Regions from separate parts of the Homo sapiens genome. Here region 2 is linked to region 1. Evidence: read pairs that join two places in POLR2A ChIA-PET (ENCODE). Cell type or tissue: PC-9. All regions are shown on one strand. Links, peaks and the distances in the headings refer to the core of each region. The heading gives the core; the rest is flanking DNA. Region 1 has its middle 41 kb from the start of SPRY4-IT1. Region 2 overlaps SPRY4-AS1 (SPRY4 antisense RNA 1).

The links. Peaks named below come from ENCODE experiments on the same cell type or tissue, not always from the same donor. Only the 100,000 strongest peaks of a DNase experiment are listed, where the experiment ranks them.
Region 2: POLR2A ChIA-PET joins it to region 1 with 5 read pairs; 5 of 35 experiments call an interaction of 5 or more read pairs at or near these places.

Annotation. Positions count from the first base shown.
Region 1 is chr5:142,271,364-142,282,709 of GRCh38, reverse strand. No RefSeq gene overlaps it. Among named protein-coding and RNA genes, the nearest start is that of SPRY4-IT1, 41 kb to the left of the region's middle. RefSeq lists enhancers at 2,104-2,670, 2,671-3,237. In PC-9, for the core only: no CTCF peak of the experiment used is centred there; a DNase peak (open chromatin) is centred at 7,079.
Region 2 is chr5:142,363,021-142,374,366 of GRCh38, reverse strand. The region is part of intron 3 of SPRY4-AS1 (SPRY4 antisense RNA 1); the gene reads right to left. Among named protein-coding and RNA genes, the nearest start is that of SPRY4-AS1, 43 kb to the right of the region's middle. RefSeq lists enhancers at 9,751-9,800, 10,038-10,759, 10,760-11,346, 11,269-11,346. In PC-9, for the core only: no CTCF peak of the experiment used is centred there; no DNase peak of the experiment used is centred there.

The sequences.
Region 1 (11,346 bases), core at 5,867-8,366:
AGTGCAGTGGCACGATCTCAGCTCACTGCAACCTCCGCCTCCCGGGTTCAAGTGATTCTCCTGCCTCAGCCTCCTGAGTAGCTGGGATTACAGGTGCATGCCACCATGCCTGGCTGAATTTTTGTATTTTTAGTAGAGATGGGGTTTCACCATGTTAGCTAGGATGGTCTTGATTTCTTGACCTCGTGATCCGCTCGCCTTGGCCTCCCAAAGTGCTGGGATTACAAGCATGAGCCACCGCGCCCAGTCAACTTTTTTGTATTTTTAGTAGAGATGGGGTTTCGCTTTCTTGGCCCGGCTTGTCTCAAACTCCTGGCTTGTCTCAAACTCCTGGCTTCAAGTGATCTGCCCAGCCTCTCAAAGTGCTGGGTTTACAGGCATGAGCCACCATGCCGGCCAACTTTTGATTCTCACAAACCAGATGTGGTTTCTCCATCCTCTGTAGGAAAGGCCTTCTGTGTGCACATTCTCTGTGAAAGGTTCTCTACCCTCTCCTGCATAGGCCGTTTCTGGACTCGTCTTACTCGTCTTCCCAGACAAGTCAACTCCCTGGGGCCAGAACTGCAGGAGGAAGCAAGTTTAATCTTACTCATGTTTAAATGGCCTCAGTACCTGGCCTAATGCTTTATTCATCATAAACACTTAGAAAAGGGTTTAAAAAGAAATTCAGCGTTAGTGATGATCAGCACGCAGGCTCTGCATCCAGACTGACTTTGTTCAAATCCCAGTACTGCCACTTATTAGCTATCTGACTTTAGGCAAATTACTCAACCTGTCTGTTTCCTCAACTACAAAATGGATATAATACTCAACAACTTAATGCAAGTTTCTGGTACACCGGACTCACAGAACACACTCACCAAATGTTAGCTATAATTATTATTAGGAAAATTAATGTGCTAGCCATTTACAGGATGGATTAGAGAGGCAGAGTACAGGTCAGAGATTAGCCAGGAAGGCCCTGAGCTAGAGTGGGGTAAAGAGGACAGAAAAAGTCAGGAAGGATACAAAGAAGACAGGGAGGTCAGGGTGAGCTGAAGGCATTGTTTGCGGGGATGGGTGGGTGTGGGGGTGTGTGTGTGTGTGTGCAGGCTCAGATCGCTGGCTCCTGGGACCTGTTGACACCATTTCTGCATCAGAGAAACCATGGGCCAACTTGTCCTGACCAAATGCTGATGGAGCCTAAGACCCACAACATGGTGCAGCCAAAGGGAAGCTGCGAACAGATAGATTCCAAACTGCAAAAGGAAAAGCAAAGAGCGAATCCTTAGGGCGACAAGTCAGCAAACCTTCCTGTCCCTCAGACAAAATTGTTGGTGGGAATTTGCTGCACGTCCTCTTCTGGCCCCAGAGGTGCTGAGTTTTTTATGGAGGGAGGTGGGAGTAGGGGTCCTTGGCAAACCAGCTGGAGAGCAGCGCACCCCCCTCGCATGCAGGGGCATTTGGTCAAGTGGCTGGAAGGAAGGGCCATGGGAAGGCCATAAAGGGCAGCCTGACCCAGGGCCTCTGGTCATGCCGTGCCAGAAGGGCCAGGATCAGGGTTGAGCAGAGGACTTTCCCTGGCAGGACGCCAGGCAAGAGGGTTACTTTTCTCATTTTCTTCCCATCTCTCCCTGCTCCGTTGGCCCCTCTGGCACACTGAGCTTCAAGCTCCTTCCTCTCCACAAACCGAGGGGTTTTAATGTTGGATGAAAATAAATCTGCCTACCGTCGAAGACTCTGGAAATAAAAAGAATTCTCTCCTCAGAGTGACAGGTTGACTCGAGGGGGGCCAAAAAGCCACCTCCATTTGGTGCCTGAAATTCCTGCCGCCTGGGGTCTGACCCTGGAGGTGTCATTATCACCTAGTAGCATCGTTAATGTCTGGGGAGGGGCCCTCTGGAGGCCTGGCTGGGAAGGCTGAGGCCCCAGGGAGGCACAAGGAAAGGGCTCCAGACCAAATCTCCCTGGGGACTCGCTAAGAAAGGAAGGAGGCCTTAGACGAAAGGGGACTCAGAGGAGTTGAGAGACAAATACAGCCTATTTCACAGATTCCTGAGCACATCCTGTCTCCCGGAGAACCAGGATGTGGCGCTTCCTCAGGTCTCTTTGTACCAGTATTGGCTTCTGGGCCAAGAATGTCCCAGCTAAATCCTGAAAAATCACACGGCTCACCATAAACCACCCTCCTCCCTTTCTCAGTACCCTGGCCCCAGACTTCTGGGGAAAACAAAACACAACCCAGAGAGTTTCACTGCAGTCCCCAGGGGCTGGGAATGGAAGCAGCAGTGGGAGCTGAGCTCTTCAAAGCCAGTCATGACATCAGAACCGCTGACATCTCTACTCCCACCAAACTGGTTCAGTGCTTCTGAGAGGGCCTCAGGCTGGCCCTGCTTGGAGGAAAGCTCCAATTAGAGGGTGCGTTCCAGATAGCCCGTGGGAAGGCCGGCTGGGCAGGCTCACAGTGGTCAGTGCTGCCATCAATCACTCAGCAGGCGGTGTGTTTGGCAACGCTGGCCTTTGCTTTGTGGCTGACTAGTGACTAGCCGTGTGACCCTAGGCAAGTGACTTCATCTCTCTGGGTCTCAATTTCCTCTGCTATGAAATGGAGCTGATAATGGATGCTACTGCCTAAGATCTCTGAGAATTAAATGCTTGCCAACTTTAGGATAGAGACCCAAATACCCAACCCACCTGGGAAGCCCTGCAGGCCCTGGCCCTGCCTGCCTGCCCGTCACTGCGGGCTGCTCTCCCTCCTGCTTGCCCCTCCAGCTGCTTGGGCCTATCTCAGGTCCTCAGCACTCAGCCATTCCACTCGGCCCCCAGAATATGAGCTTCCTGGGAAATCTCTTCCCCTCAGTAACTCCTGCCTAGACCCCTGCCCCTCTTTGAATCAGGCCCCTGCTCTAACCTCTTGGAATACCCTCTTTTCCCCTCCACAGCTCTTGGGCATGGTCCATCTTTGGACATTGGTTTAGGTAATTTTGTGTTCAGGGTTAGCTCCTCTGGCTACACTGTGAGCTCCTGGAAGACAGAGGCTCTTGTCTTATTCACTGTGTAGCCTCAGTGCCCAGTATATAGCTGGTGCTCAATAAATCTTGGCTCAATGAAAAAAAATAAAATGAGATGGTGCAGGCAAAATACCAGGCACAGCTCAGTACCATTCACAGCCACAGCCGCTTTGGCTGCTGGTGTGAGGCTGCTGATCCAAGACCCTCCAGGGGAGAAGATGATAGAGACAGGCTGCTCCCTGCAAGCTGAAAAAGATGAGCCAGGAAGACAAGGTTGACATCAACAGGGAATAGTCAGGGGCAATATTGAATTAAATATTCCACTGCAGGGTGTAATTGCTTCAGAAGCTCAGAGAAAAAGGAGCTAATGAGTGCAGAGAAAAAGTATATCAGAAAAAATAGAACTAAAGCCAAAAGAAAAGTGGCATTGGACTAGCAAAGGAGAGTGGGGTAGAATTCAGGTAGGAGGAAAATCATCCTTCAACTAGCTACCATTTACCGTTAGTACTAGCAGTACTTATCATCAGAGTCGTCATTGAGCCAATATTCAATTCCGCATTTACAATGGGGCCAGGTATTTTACCAAGCCTTTTTTAGAACTATTTTGTTTGACCTTTGAAACATCCCTAAGAAAGTTCTTTCATTATCACTATTTTAGAGGTAAGGAAGTGAAGGCTCAGAAAGTGTTCTGTAATTTTCCCAAGAGCATATCACTAGTAAGCAGGAAATCTGAGATTCACACATAGACCACTTCCAGACTGAGGGGCCAGGTGAAAGCTGGGACAGCCAGGCAGCAGCACTTACAATGAATGGGACAGCAAGCCTGGAACCATATGGCAGTGAAGCTGGAATGAGGATGATGCAATGAATGCTGGCTTAGGGGTGGCATGGCTGGTCCATTCTAGTACAGAATGGGTGGGAAGGGGCAGGGACAAGGAGCAGTATTTCAGAGTTGACAGTCTGAGCCCATGGGCTGGGGTGGCCATGCGGGCCATGAAGTGAAAGAGATGGATGGATGCAGGGGATATTTTATTTCTTTCTTTTTCCCTTTTTTTTTTTTTTTATTTGAGACACAGTGTCACTCTGTTGCCCAGGCTGGAGTGCAGTGGCATGATCTAGGCTCACTGCAACCTCCTCCTCCAGGGTTCAAGCAATTCTCCTGCCTCAGCCTCCCAGTAGCTGGAATTACAGGTACATGCTGCCACGCCCAGCCAATTTTTGTATTTTTAGTAGAGACGGGGTTTCACCATGTTGGCCAGGCTGGTCTTTCAAGATCTGCCTGACCTCAAGTGATCCACCCGTATCAGCCTCCCAAAGTGCTGGGATTGCAGGCATGAGCCACTATGCCCGGCCTGCAGGGGATATTTTAAGGAAGAAATAGAGCCAGAGACCTGACTGGCTGTATGTGGGAGCAGGAGGGAGGATTTAAAGGCTATCATTTAAAGAGAACTCTGGAGTTTTAAGTCAAAGCATAATGTGAGTTCATCCCCCATCCTCTCAACAGTACTTGAGGAATTTCTTTTGACAGTCTTCCTCAGAACTTAGGAACCACCTGTTTTTCCCCACTCCCTAGTATTTTAAAGGTATCCTCCCCTGAGTCCAGTGGTGTACTGGTGCTGGCTCATAAGAGCCAACTGCACACATCTTGTCCCAACTCCATTGTTCAGCAACATCATGTTGGTTGTTTGAAATCAGCCATGGAGGGGTGGAAATCCGCAAATGCCGCGGATCAGTGCTTTTATTTTCCTGTAGAGCTGGTTGTTAAACATTTACCAGCACATGTCTGCCTGGATCCAACTTAAATTTCTCCCACTGCACATCAGGAATTTTTCCCTTCCTGCTGTGAATGAAGAACAAAGAGGGAGGATGAATAGATTCAAGAAAGGTTGCAATGGAGTCCCCTGTCAGGAAGCTCACCTCTTGAGCTAAAGTTAGTTACAATAACTACCATTCCCTAAAGACCAGCTTTGTGCCAGAATCTGAACTAGAACTCCACTTGTGTCATCTAATTCAATCATCTCATCAGTGATAGGGATGTATGAGGAGTAGGTCCTATGGTCAAACCCCTCTTACAGATGAAACTGAGGCTCAGAGAGGTTAAATCACTTGCCCAAGGTCACTCAGGCAGCAAATGACAGAGTTGGGGTTCAATCCAGGAAGGTCTGTCCCCAGATCCCTTGCACTTGACATGTAGGCAGTTTCTTTTCAGGAGACCTTTACAGCCTTCTACCCGGATCAGTCTTGACTAGTCCTCTTCTTAGCAGTACTGACCACCCACCTTGCCTAGTCAGTTGGGATCCTCACTAGGATCAGAAAACAACTCTGACTGGTTTAGCAGAAAAAGGATTTGTTTAGGGGTTACAAGGTAGCCCACAGAATTGCTAGAAAAGTAAAGAATTAAACTTGGAAAACAAGCAAGAATCAAGGGAAATGGACCCCAGTCCCCACCTGGTGAGGATACCAGTGTCATCACAACACCACTGGATGCTGGCACCAGCTTTGCTTCTGTTGACAGCTGCTCATGGCTGCCACTACCCAGGATGAATTCTCTTTTCCTGCTTCTCTGCATCACCAGTCCTAGGCCCTGAGTCCCAGTGGCAGCATCAATCACTTGGCCTCATCATAACCTCCAGAAGGGAAGGATGGGCTTCTATAGTGAGAAGTAGGTCCTTCCATCAGGATTCTTACAGTGGAGAGATCCCCAAGCATCTATGGGGGTTCAGTTGCCAGGGAGCTTCCAAGAGCTCTGTTGCTTGCACACACTGGTTTTCCCTAAACCCTTGGCCACTTACACATAGTCAGCTTGTTTGTGTTTCTTTGACCTGCTTGCAGACATTCAGAATATCACCCACGTACAGGTATGTGGCTCATGCCTGTAATCCCAGCACTTTGGGTGGCCCAGGTGGGAGGATCACTTGAGCCCAGGGGTTTGAAACCAGCCTGGGCAACATAGTGAGACCCCATCGCTACAAAAAAATTAAAAATTAGCTAGGTGTGGTGGCGCACAACTGCGATCCCAGCTATTCGGGAGGCTGAGGTGGGAGGATTTCTTGAGCTGAGACGTTTGAGGCTGCAGTGAGTTTTGATCAAGCCACTGCACTCCAGACTGGGCAACAGAGTGAGACCCTATGTCAAAAAAAAGAAATGTCACTCAGGACTTTTCTTATTCTGTTCTATATATATATATATATATATATATATATTATATATGTTATATATAATTTATATAATATATAATTTATATATAATTTATATATTCTATATATAAATTATATATAATATATATTATATATAATTTATATAATATATTATATATATTTATATAGAACAGAATAATATATATTATATATAATATATATTATATATAATTATATATAATATATAATATATATTATATATAATATATATATTATTTAATATAATATATAATATATATAATATATAATCTATTATATATTATATATATAATATATATCTATATCTATATATATATTATTTTATTTTATTTTTTTTCTTTGGAGACAGAGTTTTGCTCTTGTTGCCCAGCCTGGAGTGCAATGGCGCCATCTCGGCTCATCGCAACCTCCACCTCCTGGGTTCAAGCGATTCTCCTACCTCAGCCTCCCGAGTAGCTGGGATTACAGGCATGTGCCACCATGCCCGGCTAATTTTTGTATTTTTAGTAGATACAGGGTTTCTCCATATTGGTCAGGCTGGTCTCAAACTCCCAACCTCAGGTGATCTGCCTGCCTCGGCCTCCCAGAGTGTTGGGATTACAGGCGTGAGCCACCGCGGCCAGCTATATTTCTTTCTTCACCATGTTAGGATATATTCAGTTACAAATGTGTAAGACTCATAAACCACTGAGCAACATGTCTGCCCCAGCCAAGGACTTTATTTCTGCCCCAGCCAAGGACTGATCCTGATGCCACAGCCAGGTGCAGTTCCTCCCTGAGGTTTACATGGGGCAGTGCCAGCTGTTGGTAGCCAGTTAGGTTATCTGAGGTATCGTCTGCCTTCCCAGGAATCTCTGTGGGCTGAGTGCCCTCAGCTGTACTTCCAATCTAAAGGTGATGGAGTGAGTCATTAAGGTAGGTGTGGGACTGGGGCTACCGATACTAGCTTTGTTCAACAATGCTCCTCTGTTGAAAATTCTTTTTCATTTAGCGTGACTCACTCTATTTATTTATATTTATTTATTTTAATAGGGACCATTGCAATGGGGTCTTGCAGTGAGGGAGAAAGAGTGGACTCAATTCCCTCACTCTTTTTTTTCTTTCTTTTTTTTGTTTTTTTTGAGATGGAGTCTCTCTCTGTCACCCAGGCTGGAGTGCAGTGGCGAGATCTCAGCTCACTGCAACCTCCAACTCCCGGGTTCAGGTGATTCTCCTGCCTCAGCCTCCTGAGTAGCTGGGATTAAAGGCCTCCACCACCATGCCCGGCTAATTTTTGTATTATTAGTAGAGACAGCGTTTCACCATATTGGCCAGGCTGGTCTCGAACACCTGACTTCCAGTGATCTGCTAACCTCGGCCTCCCAAAGTGCTGGGATTACAGGCATGAGTGACTGTGCCCAGCCTCACTGTCTTTTTAGAAAGAGTGCCTGGTCTCCTTTGGGTCTCTGGGCCTTCGTGGCACAGGTTCCATAGCAAAATATTATAATAATGACAATAAACAGAGGGGAGAGAGAAAGGAAGACAAAACTTATAAAGATGAATGGCTCAAATGTATTAAAAATATAATCTGGCCAGGCGCGGTGGCTCATGCCTGTAATCTCAGCACTTTGGGAAGCCGAGGCGGGCAGATCACGAGGTCAGGAGATTGAGACCATCCTGGCTAACACAGTGAAACCCCATCTCTACTAAAAATACAAAAAATTAGCTGGGCGTTGTGGCAGGCACCTGTAGTCCCAGCTGCTCAGGAGGCTGAGGCAGGAGAATGGCATGAACCCAGGAGGCGGAGCTTGCAGTGGGCCGAGATTGCACCACTGCACTCCAGCCTGGGCAACAGAGAGAGACTCCGTATCAAAAATAAATAAATAAATAAATAAAATAATAATCTTCAGTCAACCTCAAAGTCACCCAAGCCAGGCCTGCATTTCAGGAGGTTGCAGATATTATATTATCCCAAGTACATCATTATCCTTAGAGCATCTTTGCCTCTAGATTGATTTGTTTAGAGAATGTGTGGCACAAAGTCCTCAGTGACATCTGGGCTATGTTTCCTAGAAAGGTTTTGTCGGAAACCTACCAACCTACCACATGCCCCCATCCTTTTAAAAATTAATAGACTTATTTATTGAGTTATTTACTGAGTTATTGAGTTGAGACAGGGTCTCACCTTGTTGCCCAGGCTGAAGTGCAGTGGTGTGATCACAGCTCACTGCAGCCTCAACCTCCCAGGCTCAAGTGATCCTCCCACCTCAGCCTCCCAGATAGCTGGGACTACGGGCGCATGCCACTATACCCAGCTAATTTTTCAAATTTGTGTAGAGGTGAGGTCTTACTATGTTGCCAGGGCTGGGACTTTATTTTTTACAGCAGTTTTGGATTTACAGAAAACTTAAGCAGAAAGTACAGAGTTTCCATATAAGCTTTTTTCTCTCTCTCACAGTTTCCTCCATTATTAACCTCTTGCATTAGTGCAGTGTATGTGTTACAATTGATGAGCCCATATTCATAAATTATTACTTACCAAAGTCCATAGTTTACATTAGGCTTCACTCTGTGTTGCACCTTCTATGACTTTTGACAAATGTGTAAGGACTTGGATCCACCATTACAGTATCATACAGAATCTTTCCACTGCCCTAAAAATCCCGTGCATTCCTCTTATTCATCCTTCCTTCCCTCCCCAGTAAACTCTGGCAACCACTGACTGATCTTGTACTGTTTCCATAGCTTTTCCTTTTCCAGAATGTCATATAGTTAGAAACATATAGTAGGCAGCTTTTTCAGATTGACTTCTTTCACTTATCAATATATATTTAAGTTTCCTCTGTGTCTTTTCATGGCTTGATAGCTCATTTCTTTTTAGCTCTGAATAGTATTACATTGTGGACGAACCACAGTTTGTCTATTCACCTGTTTAAAGACATCTTGGTTGCTTCCAAGCTTTGGCAATTATAAATAAATCTGCTATAAATATTCCTGTTCAGGTTTTTGTACAGAAATCAGTTTTTAACTCCTTTGGGTAAATACTAAAGAGTGCAATTGATCATATGGTAAGAGTAGGTTTAGTTATGTAAGAAACCGCCACGCTGTCTTCCAAGGGGGCTGTATCATTTTGCATTCCCAGCAGCAATGAATGAAAGTTCCTGTTACTCTGCATCCTTATCAGCATTTGGTGCTGTTGGTGCCTTTAGAGGTACCCAGGGCGTCTCCTAGAAATTTTTTTTTTTTTTTTTTTGATACAGGGTCTCACTCTGTCTCCCAGGTTGGAATGCAATGGCACAATCTTGGCTCACTGCAACCTCTGCCTCCTGGGTTCAAACAATCCTCCTGCCTCAGCCTCTTGAGTAGCTGGGACTATAAGCATATGCCACCATGTCTGGCTATTTTTTGTATTTTTAGTAGAGATGAGGTTTCACCATGTTGCCCAGGCTGGTCTCAAACTCCTGAGCACAAGCGATCTGCCTGCCTTGGCCTCCCAAAGTGCTGGGATTACAGGTGTGAACCCACCGTGCCCAGCCCTAGAAAGGTTTTATCTTGCAATCAACCTACCCATACCCTCATCCTGTTTTTTATTTTAAAAAATTATTGTTTTTAAGTGTATTAGTCTGTTCTCACACTGCTAATAAAGACATACCTGAGTCTGGGTAACTTATAAAGGAAAGAAGTTTAATGGACTCACAGTTCCACATGGCTGGGGAGGCCTCACAACCATGGTGGAAGGCAGAGGAGGAGGAAAGTCACGTCTTACATGGCGGCAGGCAAGAGAACTTGTGCAGGCGAACTCCCATTTATAAAACCATTAGATCTCACAAGACTTATTCCCTACCATGAGAACAGTATGGGGGAAAACGCCCCCATGATTCAATTATCTCCACCTGGCCCTGCCCTTGACATGTGGGGATTACTACGATTCAAGGTGAGATTTGGGTGGGGACACAGTCAAACCATATCATTAAGTCTTTAAATTCAGGAGTAATTTGTTACACAGCATGAGGTAACTCATATAGGAGCCCTAAGCCACCACCAACTTTAAGGTATGGGAGTCAGCCATGTCAAACCCTCCAGTCTCAGTCAAGCTTTCAGATGACTGCAGCCCTCACTAATATGTGACTGCAATCACATAAGAGAACGAAAACATTCCTGGACCACAGAAACCATTTATTTCCTAGACTTCATCATGACTATCCAATGGAAGTTCAGGACTATCTTTGATTCTTCTCACTTAGCAGAACTAGGGAGGAAAAAAGGGAGCAACTCTGTGTTCTAATCCTGGCTTAGTTGCTTGTTAGCCACCCATCAATAAACAAGAACCTTTACTTTCTAGGGCTTCAGTTTCCTGAGTAATAAAATACTCTCTCCCTCTCCCTCTTTTTAAATTGTCATTATTATAATATTTTGCTATAGAGCCTGTGCCATGAAGGCCTAGAGACCCAAAGGAGACCAGCTGCTCACTCTCTGTCTCTTTCTCTTTCTTTCTTTTCTTTTCTTTTTTTTCACAGGGTCTTACTTTGTCACTCAGGCTGGAGTGCAGTGGCACAATCACAGCTCACTGCAGCTTCAACCTCCCAGGCTCAAGCTATGCTCCCACCTTAGCCTCCTGAGTAACTGGAACTACAGGCATGAGCCACCACACCCAGCCAATTTTTTATATTTGTAGAGATGGAGTCTCACTGTGTTGCCCAGGCTGGTCTCAAACTCCAGGGCCCAAGCAATCCTCCTGCCTTGGCCTCCGAAAGTGCTGGGATTATAGACCTGAGCCACTGCACCCAGCCCAGGTACTCTTTCTAAAAAGACAGAGTAAGGAAGTTGAGTCCTCTCTTTCTCCCCCACTGCAAGACCCCATTGCAGTGGTCTCTATTAAAAAATAAAAATAAGACAGAGTGATGCTCAGTGGAAAGGAATTTTCAACAGAGAAGCATTGTGGCAGTGCCTTGCAAAGTGTTACTTATCGAACAAATTTCAAGTGTCATGTTAATGGAGGGGACCAGCAGTGAAAATTTCAAAGTGATGTCTATCTGACTTTGGACCATTTTATCAGATTTCTTCTCCATAGCAGAGTTATTGTTGAATTGCATTTGGGGTATTCTTAAGCTAAGACTGTAGGCACACCTCTAATGGCCTGATGGGAGAGGTCAGCCAAAAATTAAAATTCGCAGCATAATCCACAATGTACCTAATCCACT
Region 2 (11,346 bases), core at 3,812-6,311, 94 kb before region 1:
AGGGCCCAATCCTGAAGGATGTGGTGGGGAAGAAGGAAGGTTTAAAATGTATATAGTTAGATGCTCGCCTGTGAAAAATGCTTCCCGTTATTAGACATGAAAAATAGGTGAAGAGTCAATCAAAATGGAAGTTCTCGTCTGTCAGAAATATACTCCACTAGGCCAGGCTTGGTGGCTCACACCTGTCATCCCAGCACTTTGGGAAGCCGAGGTGGATGGAATACTTGGGGTCAGGAGTGCAAGACCAGCCTGACTCTGCCTCAATAAATAATAACAATAAAAAAGAAATACACTCTATTAACACGTGCATTTAATTGTAATGCACCTCATATTCTTTTTTTTTTTTTTTTGAGACAGACTCTCGCACCGTCGCCCAGGCTGGAGTGCAGTGGCACGATCTCGGCTCACTGCAACCTCCGCCTCCCGGGTTCACGCCATTCTCCTGCCTCAGCCTCCTGAGTAGCTGGGACTATAGGTGCCTACCACCACGCCCGGCTAATTTTTTGTATTTTTAGTAGAGACGGGGTTTCACCGTGTTAGCCAGGATGGTCTCGATCTCCTGACCTCATGATCCACCTGCCTCAGCCTCCCAAAGTGCTGGGATTACAAGCGTGAGCCACCACGCCTGGCCCACCTTAGATTCTTTTTTCATTTTTGGTGGGAATAACACAAAACTGAATTTACTAAAATTCCTCTGAGAGACACAAACACGTAGTAATACTACAGACAGTGTTTGTGTCTATGAATGTCTTTATTTTTTGCGTCTAGACTATCAATAACTAAAAGCAAATTTTGATCACCCATGCTAGAGAAAAGACTGAATTATCTTTTATTCGCTCTACAGAAAATTATTTTAGAAAATCATTATCATATGAAGAAGTGATCAAAGAGTATGAAGCTGGATAATATAGGAATAAAAAGTGCTACAGAAGTGTGTCAGGCAGTAAATTAAGAAAAAATGTCCTATTATTCTTCTGGAGTGTGTAGTGTTTGAGGTATTTGTTGGCTTTTAAAATGTGTAAACTGGCCCGGACACTTTGGGAAGCTGAGGTGGGAGGAATGCTTGAGCCCAGTAGTTTGAGACCAACCCAGGCAATATAGCAAGGTTCCATTTCTACAAAAGAAAAAAAAAAAAATTTTGTTTTTTGAGACAGTCTCTTGTCGCCCAGGCCAGAGTGCAATGGTGTAATCTCTGCTCATGGCAAACTCCGCCTCCCAGGTTCAAATGATTCTCCTGCCTCAGCCTCTCAAGTAGCTGGAATTACAGGTGTACACAACCACACCTGGCTAAGTTTTGCATTTTTAGTAGAGGCAGGGTCTCACCATGTTGGCCAGGCTCATCTTGAACTCCTGACCTCAGTTGATCTGCCTGCCTCGGCCTCCCAAAGTGCTAGAATTACAAGCATGAGCCACCGGTCCCAGCCAAAAAAAAAAAAAACTTTTAAAAAGAAAAAAAAAAGATAAAATGTGTAAATTGTTAGAGCTCTGTTTCTCACTTGAAATAAATATTCACTTACATTCCTAGTATTTTTTTTTTTTTTGAGACGGAGTCTCGCTCTGTCGCCCAGTGCAGTGGCGTCATCTCGGCTCACTGCAACCTCTGCCTCCAGGGTTCACGCCATTCTCCTGCCTCAGCCTCTCGAGTAGCTGGGACTACAGGCTCCCGCCACCAAGCCCGGCTAATTTTTTATATTTTTAGTAGAAATGGGGTTTCACTGTGTTAGCCAGGATGGTCTCGATCTCCTGACCTCATGATAAGCCCGCCTCGGCCTCCCAAAGTGCTGGGATTACAGGCTTGAGCCACCGCACCCGGCCGAGGATCTAAGTGCATCAGCCTGGGCAACACAGCGAGACTCCGTCTCAAAAAAAAAAAAAAAAAAAAAAACCTCGGATCCTCCCCTCCCCTGCAGTCATCACCTACTCAGCAGTTATGATGTGCCAGGATCTGAGAAGCCCCTCTACATGGATTATTTCATTTAATCCTCAGTCAACCCACTGAGGCAAACTGAGGCCTGGAGCATCTATTCTACACAATAAGTCTCATGCTGCATGGTTGTAGCCAGGATTCAAAATCACACAGTGCCCAGGGCAGAGCCTCACACACAGAATAGGAGCTATTATTACAATTCACTATATGACTTCTCTGAGCCCGTTTCCTTACATTTAAAGCTGAAGGGGTAGAAAGATATTTAAATAATCGTCTGCACAGAAGATATCTGAAAAGATACGCAGAGTATTGGTAATAATGGCTGCTTCCATGGAGGAAACCATGGGGGCGTGATGGTTAATTTTATGTGTCAATTTGACTGGGATAAGGGATGCCCAGATAGCTGGCAAAATACTTTCTGGGTGTGTCTGTGTTTCTAGAAAACATTAGCTTTTTTTTTTTTTTTTTTTTTTTGAGACAGGGTCTCACTCTGTCACCCAGGCCGGAATGCAGTGGTGCAATCACAGCTCATCGCAGCCTTTACTTCCCGGCCTCAACTGATCCTCCCACCTCAGCCTCCTGAGTAGCTGGGAATACAGGCATGCGCCAGCACGCCTGGCTAATTTTTGTATTTTTTGTAAAAATGAGGTTTCGCCATGTTGCCCAGGCTGGTCTCAACCTCCTGGGCTCAAGCGATTCGCCCGCCTCAGCCTCCCAAATTGCTGGGATTACAGGTGTGAGCCACTGTACTGGGGCCAACATCAGCATTTGAATCAGTAGACTGAGTAAAGATCACCCTCACTAGGGTGGACTGGCATCCTCCAATCTGTTGAGGACCTGCATGGAATAAAAACGCAGAGGACGAGTTAATTCTCTCTTCTGGAGCTGTGACATCCATCTTCTCCTGCCCTTAGACATCTGCACTCCTGGTTTTGGGGTCTTCAGACTTAGACTGGGACTTACACCATTGCTCTGTGTTCCTCCAGCCTTTGGTCTTGGAAAGGAACTCCACCACCGGCTTTCCTGATTCTCCGGCTTACAGATGGCAGAATGTGGGACTTCTCCGCTTCCATGTCATGAACCAATCCCTCATAATAAATTTCTTTCTATGCATATTTTTTTTTTTGAGACAAAGTCTCACTCTGTCACCCAGGCTAAACCACAGTGGTGTGATCTCGGCTCACTACAACCTCTGCCTCCTGGGTTCAAGCCATTCTCCTGCCTCAGCCTCCCGAGTAGCTGGGACTACAGATGTGCACCACCATGCCCGGCTAATTTTTGTAGAGATGGGATTTCACCATGTTGGCCAGGATCATCTCGAACTCTTGACCTCAGGTGATCTGCCCGTCTCAGCCTCCCAAAGTGCTGGGATTACAGGTGTGAGCCACCAAACCCAGCCTCTCTCTATATCTTATTGGTTCTGTTTCTCTGTAGAACCCTAAATAATACAGGGTAGGAGGGAGACATATCCCTCTTGTACCTTCAGATTTTTAAACAAGTTAATAATTAAAGGTACTTGGCACTATGCCAGGCACATGTTAGCTATTGTTATTATTAGTTGTTTTTATTGTCAGTTAATTAAATCAATTAACTCTAAAACTAACAAGGTAGGACCTAATGTTTTGTGTTTGTTTTGGATAATAGTCCCTAACACTTATCAGTGCCAGGGCTGTCATGAACTAATGCTTCTAAAACTTCCTGCATCTCTACGAGGTAAGTACTGGTCTCATCCCCATTTTGCAAATACAGAATCAGAGGCACAGATATATTAAATAACATACCTTTGGTCACACTGCCAATGTGGCACAGGCCAGGATTAACACCCAGGCTGGGTGACTCTAAAGCCCAAATACAGAGTGGCCTCACTAGCCCACCTCCCCTGTATGTTAGGAGGTCCCAGCATTTTTTCACCCTTAATGTGTGCACCTCCAATGAACTTCGTACATAGCAGGACAGTCACCAGGGAGCCCAGAGTGTGAAGCAGGGAAACGCTGTCACTGCAGATGTGATTGCAGCAGGATAGCCCTACTGGGCTCACTGACCAGCCAGAAATTAAGAGGGAAGGGAGGTAAGGAGGGAAGTGGGAAGTAAGTAAAATATGTGAAGGCCGGGCGTGGTGGTTCATGCCTGTAATCCCAGCACTTTGGGAGGCTGATGTGGGAGGATCACAAAGCCAAGAATTTGAGACCAGCCTGGGTAACATTGATAGACCCCATCTCTAAATAAAAAAAAAAAATTTTAATTAGTGGTGCACAGTGATAAGTGCCTGTAGTCTCAACTACTGGGGAGGCTAAGATGGGAGGATTGCTTAAGCCTGGGAGCTTGACGCTGGCTACAGCGAACGGGGATCACGCTACTGCACTCCAGCCTGGGTGACAGAGCAAGACCCTATCTCAAAAAAAAAAAAGGTCTTGTCACTTCATAGCTGTGACCTTGAACACATCACTTGACCTCTTTTTTTTTTTTTTTTTTTGAGACAGAGTCTTCGCTCCGTCACCCAGGCTGGAGTGCAGTGGCACAATCTCGGCTCACTGCAAGCTCCGCCTCCCGGGTTCACACCATACTCCTGCCTCAGCCTCCCAAGTAAGCTACTTAGGACTACAGGTGCCCACCACCACACCCAGCTAATTTTTTGTATTTTTTAGTAGAGACGAGGTTTCACCGTGTTAGCCAGGACGGTCTCAATCTCCTGACCTCGTGATCCTCCTGCCTCGGCCTCCCAAAGTGCTGGGATTACAGGCGTGAGCCACCGCGCCTGCCCCACTTGACCTCTTTGATTCACAGTTTCCTTATCTATGAAGTAAGGCTTAAGAACTAATCACTGTTTCTGTAAAATAAAGGATTCTCCACCCCCACCTTAGATAGCAAGTACCTTGAAGAGGACAAATGTGACATTCAAGGTGCCTTTTTTTTTCTTTTTTTTTTGAAATGGCGTTTTGATCTTGTTGCCTAGGCTGGAGTGCAGTGGCGCCATCTCGGCTCACCAGAACCTGCGTCTCCCAGGTTCAAGCTATTGTACTGCCTCAGCCTCCCAAGTAGCTGGGACTACAGGCATGCGCCACCATGCCTGGCTAATTTTTGTATTTTTAGTAGAGACGGGGTTTCACTATGTTGGCCAGGCTGGTCTTGAACTCCTGACCTCGTGATCTGCCTGCCTCGGCCTCCCAAAGTGCTGGGATTATAGGCATGAACCACCACGCCCGGCCTTCAACTTGTCTTCTTAACAGGGTGCTTTATTCCAAAGAAGGGGCTAATTTAAGGCAAACCGAGTAGTGCAAAACGATATGTGTTATGGGTCATCCAGACCTGCATTTGAATCCTACCTTTGCTACTAATATTAAGGAACCTCTCAGAGCTTGGTCATTACTGTTAATATAAAAATAACTAGGGCCAGGCACAGGAGTTCGAGACCAGCCTGTGCCAACATGCGAAACCCCATCTCTACTAAAAATACCAAAATTAGCCAGGCATGGTGGTGCACGCCTGTAGTCCCAGCTACTGGGAGACTGAGGCACGAGAATCATTTGAACCCAGGAGGCAGAGGTTGCAGTGAGCCAAGATCACACCACTGCACTCCAGCCTAGGCAACAGTGTGAGACACTTACTCAAAAAGAAAAAAAAAAAAAATTAGCCAGGTGTGGTGACATGCTTGTAATTCTACCTACCTGGGAGGCAGAGGTGGAAGCAGTGCTTGACCTCAGGAATTTGAGACTATAGTGAGCTAGGATCACGCCACTGCACTGCATCCTGGGCAACAGAGCAAGACCCTGTGTCAAAGTAACAGCAGACTAGGTCCACAACAGACTATTCAGAAGTTCAAAGAATTTTGCAAATATGCAAAGATAACACCACCAATTTGTATTTTCAGGGACTCACTCCTTTTCTGGTTGTTCCAGGAAAGGTTTTATAAGCCTCCTTTTTAATTTTTTTCATTGTGGATATGGAAGTGGTTCCATTAGCCAAGATATATGAATTTTTAACAACTCCCTCCCCCAAAAAATGATCCATTCACATAAATGAATCTTAGTCTTCATTTTATATTGATAAGCTGCAGGGCTGACACAATGTTTTTTTCTTTTAAAACTGTTTTGTCATTCTGAGAACGCGATGCTTTTTGCAAACACCCTTTTGAGGGAGTCAGGTCTTTCCACTGTGACAGAAAAATGTGCCGTGTCCAAAAGTGTGTTTTGAGCAGCACGGCATTCCTCCAGGCAAAGAGGCGGAGCAATTTCTTTAAATCTTGAAGATTTGAAGGAGAAGCTTCATCCACCATCTCTGTCTTGGGCCAAAAAGACAAAAACCCACCCTCTACCAGGGAAGTTTTTAGGAAACAAGCTCTGGTTTTCTCTGCAAACGATTCTGTCTTTCTTTAGAAAGAGTTCAGCTATGTGGGACTAACCCTATTGTAACATCTGTATTCAATCTGCATCTGCACAGAAAAGTTTGCTTAGGGAGCATCTCCAGGTACAGGGAGAAATGGGCTGGATGACATAAACCAGAGGGAGAGAGACAAACCAGGAAGCAGAACACCAGCACTCTGTTCTTCACCTTACCACTTCCAAGCTGTGCTTTGGCATGTCTCTTGACCTCCCTGAGACTCAGTTTCCTTATCTGGAAAACAGAGATAAAAACACCTTTCCTGTCCACTGCAAGAGAGTTGTTCCTTCCCTCCCACCTTTAGCCAAGCAGAGAACTGCTGCCACTCTGACCCAGCTGTGACCCAATTTGCACACATATAATAATGACCAAGTAGTGCAGGGGTTGCAAACTCAAGTGTCTGATGCAAAAATGAATGAATGACATGTAGCCGATACTGTCGGTGCCTCACCCAGAACCCTCTGCCAGTTGTCAGCCCCTCTGAACATCAGTGTAATTCCAACAGCCCAAACCTTAGACCTCCTATGCTGTGTCCCTTTACTACCACTACCAGGTAGTCAGTAGACCTTAGCCAATGACCTTGCCTCAGGCCAAGACAACTCTGGAGTTCCCTGTAGGCTCAGGCTGAAGCTACCCTCCAAGGGCCTTTGCATGAAATTGCACCTTTGCTTGGTTTCTTCCCCTTTCCAGTCCCAATTCCCTCACTCCCTTGTCAGCTTCTGCTGTTTCAGGGTCTGCCCTTGGGTAACCCAGCCTAAGATAAAAGACCTGGGAGTTGGCCGGGCGTGGTGACTCATGCCTATAATCCCAGCACTTTGGGAGGCCGAGGCAGGCGGATCACAAGGTCAGGAGTTCGAGACCAGCCTGGCCAATATGGTGAAACCCCATCTCTACTAAAAATACAAAAATTAGCCAGGTGTGGTGGCACACGCCTGTATTCCTAGCTACTCAGGAGGCTGAGGCAGGAGAATCGCTTGAACCCGGAGGGAGAGGTTGCAGTGAGCTGAGACCACACCACTGTACTCTAGCCTGGGCAACAGAGTAAGACTCTGTCTCAAAAAAAAAAAAAAAAAAAAAAAAAAGACCTGGTAGTTCATGCCACATCTAAAGGGGGCAGCTGCTGCTCAGCTCCAGCCTATCCAACCACGTGAAGATGCAGGTGCAATGTTTCCAGACATTCTGATGTTTCAAGAGAGTCTAGAGATTTTTTTTTTTTTTTTTTTTTTTTGAGATGGAGTCTTGCTCTGTCGCCCAGGCTGGAGTGCAGTGCCGCGATATTGGCTCACTGCAACCTCTGCCTCCCGGGTTCACGTGATTCTCCTGCCTCAGCCTCCTGAGTAGCTGGGACTACAGCCGCCCGCCACCACGCCCAGCTAATTTTTTGTATTTTTAGTAGAGACAGGGTTTCACCATGTTAGCCAGGATGGTCTCGATCCCCTGACCTCATGATCTGCCTGCCTTGGCCTCCCAAAGTGCTGGGATTACAGGCATGAGCCACAGTGCCTGGCCAAAACTGCCAATTTTTAAGTGCTGGCCATTTAATTTTTTAAAACTTCACACTATGGAGACCAAATTAAACACATCTGTGGATCAAGTCCAGCAATTTCTAAGTACCAAGTGCCTAATATGTATTTAATACGCTGGCCCCAAGTTCTTTGCATGTGTCATCTCATATAATCCTCACAACATATCCTGTGAGACAGACATTATCCCCATTTTACAGAAAAAGAAACTGAGACAAAAGAGAGGTTAAGTAACTTGCATAAGTTCATATTGCCAGGAAGTAGCAGAACTGATTTTCAAACCAAGCTTTGTCTGACTGTAAAGACTGTGCTCTGAACCACTGAGCGGCTCTGCCTTCCCTTCTATATTTAAGCAACTCCCCGGAGGGGAATCAGAAACTTAGGTGAATAAGTCACCCAACATGTGGGTTGAGGAGAGGGGCAAGAGGGGAGGAGAAAAGCCTTAAGCATAATGTGCGTTAGAGCATTGTCCATAACTGTGACAAACCGAGGACAGTGCAAATGCCCAGGAGGAGAAAATGGTTACACAAATAATGGTTCACGGAATTCTGTGCTCTCATTTTAAACAATAAGTACGAAAACTATAAAGGAAAATATCTATAATACAATACTGAGTGAAAAACACAGACAAAATCATACTGACCACAAAGTTGGCAGGTTTTGGATGGAATCAGACCTGGGTTTGAATCCCAGCTCTGCCAACTGTGACTATAGGACCCCTCAGAGCCTCCGCTTCTCCAACAGAGTAATTGGGATAATAATTCCTCCCTTCTAGAGTTATTGCAAGGATTCGGTGAAAAATATGTAAAAGGTTTTAGCACAACCCAGGCCCATGGTGAAAGAACTCACACCATGTGCAGATGTGTGTAGGAGCAGGGATAAAGACGAGAAGAGACCCCAGGCAAATGGGCAGGGTCATTTAAGACACTGAAACATTATAAGAATTTCAATTTTTTCATCTAAGGTTGTTACAATATCTCAACAAAGTATACAAACATAAATGAGGGCTTTGAACTAGAGTTATACAATTAAATAAGTTTCCTCTAATTGACAACCCTGCCCTTCTCACTCATCCTGGGAGGTGCTGTGCTTACAAGTATGAGGTCAGCTCTTGGGACAATTTACACAGAAATCAGAAATTATGAGCCTCTGTAGCTTCTCCTCCCCAAGCGCATGCAACTCTTTAGCCCTGCCTATTACCTGTTTTCTTAAGGAAATCTTCCATAAAGGCCGGGCGCGGTGGCTCACACCTGTAATCCCAGCACTTTGGGAGGCCGAGGCAGGTGGATCACAAGGTCAGGAGTTCGGGACCAGCCTGGCCAAGATGGTGAAACCCCGTCTCCACTAAAAATACAAAAATTAGCCAGGCGTGGTGGCAGGCACCTGTAATCCCAGCTACTCGAGAGGCTGAGGCAGGGAAATTGCTTTAACCCAGGAGGCAGAGGTTGCACTGAGCCGAGATCGTGCCACTGCCCTCTAGCCTGGGTGACATAGCAAGACTCCATCTCAAAAAAAAAAAAAAAAAGGAATCTTCCACACAAAACCAGGGCAGGAAGCATCGAGGAAGGAAGGCTGAGGATGAAGGGCAAAGTCGAAATGCAAAAACACCGTAATTAACGTTTTGTTTAGAGGCGCTTTCAGAGATTTTGAACCTTAGTCTCAGAACCATTAGACACCCTTCAGCAAACCACAGGGCTGTCCACCAGGGTGTCAGCCCCAGTTCCTTCATTCACTGTGAAACGTGCACCTCGCCTACGGGTTCTCCCTGCTTGGGTTCTGGAAGCAGGCTACGGCAGGCCCTGTGCAGTGGGCGGGGTGTGTTCAGTCAGAGGCAGATGACCGGGGCGGGGCTTGTTTCGAGACAGTTATCGGTGGAGACAGGCTCAATTATTTTCATTATATGGAGTCAACAGAGACAGGAGGCATAATGGGTCTCAGTCAGAGAGGCAAAGGTTAAGGTAAGGGAAACAGGGGGAACCAAGGGGGGCCCTCCCAGGCCCACCGTGACCACTGAACCATGATGCCAGGGAGGGTGAGTGAAAACGGGAAGATGTCGGGTGTTTGTCTGGTCCTGCTCTGCTGGATCCAGCATGAACCCCTGGAGAGCCAAGACGGCATTTCCTGTGTGAGTGACTCTAAAAGCTTCCAGACAAGGCAGGTGTGCTGGCTCACGCCTATAATCCCAGCACTTTGGGAGGCCGAGGCTGGTGGATTGCTTGAGCCTAGGAGTTTGAGACCAACCTGAGCAACATGATGAAACACTGTCTCTACTAAAAATAGAAAAATTAGCTGGGCATGATGATGCGTGCCCGTAGTCCCGGCTACTTAGGAGGCCGAGGTGGGAGAATCGCTTCAGCATGGGAGGTGGAAGTTGCAGTGGGCCAAGATCATGCCACTGCTCTCTAGCCTGGGTGACAGAGCGAGACCCTGTCTCAAAATAAATAAATAAAAATAAAAGCTTCAGGTGGACAGAGCTTCATCAGGACCTCATCTGAATGGTCCAGCATTAGAGGGCAGAGTACCCTAAGCCCTCTTCTCTTGCCTTCCCACCCCTTTATCCTTTTCCTCTCCATAAATAACAACCAATGTTATAAGGGTTTGCTGCGTGCAAGGCACGGTGCTGAATACCTGGCACATATCTTTTTTTTTTTTTAAGACAGGGTCTCGCACTGTTGCCCAGGCTGGAGTACAGTGGCATCACAGTTCACTGCAGCCATGACCTCCCTGGCTCAAGCCATCCTCCTGCCTCGGCTTCCTGATTAGCTAGGACTACATGCACACACAACCACACCCAGCTGATTTTTGTATTTTTTGTAGAGACAGGGATCTCTCTATGTTGTCCAGGCTGGTCTTGAACTCCTAGGATCAAGCAACCTGAACATACGTTATTTCACTCTCTCATTAAACCTGTCAGGCACTGTGATGATCCCATTTAACCAATGAAGAAATTGAGACTCAGAAAGGGTTATAGGACTTGCCCAAGCCAGTAAGGGGCAGAATCAGCAAACCAAGGTCCATTGGGCCTACAGCCCAAGCTCTCCACTACAAGTTTCCTCTTTTCTTTTTTTTTTTTTTTTTTGAGGCGGAGTCTCGCTGTCTCCCAGGCTGGACTGCAGTGGCCTGATCTCGGCTCACTGCTAGCTCCGCCTCCCGGGTTCACGCCATTCTCCTGCCTCAGCCTCCTGAATAGCTGGGACTACAGGCGCCCGCCACCACGCCCGGCTAATTTTTTTTTTGTATTTTTAGTAGGGACGGGGTTTCACCGTGTTAGCCAGGATGATCTTGATCTCCTGACCTCATGATCCGCCCGCCTCAGCCTCCCAAAGTGCTGAGATTACAGGTGTGAGCCACCGTGCCCAGCCCCTTCTTTTTTCTTTCTACTGTTTACTGCTTATCCTCTGCACAGGCCAAAGGCCTCTCCCTCACCCTAAACCAGGCCCTGTACCTGTGTGGGTTTGGGGGCTACTCAGTAAGGCCCTTCAGGTGGAGGAGTTACTGTTTCTGAGATTTCTCAAGAAC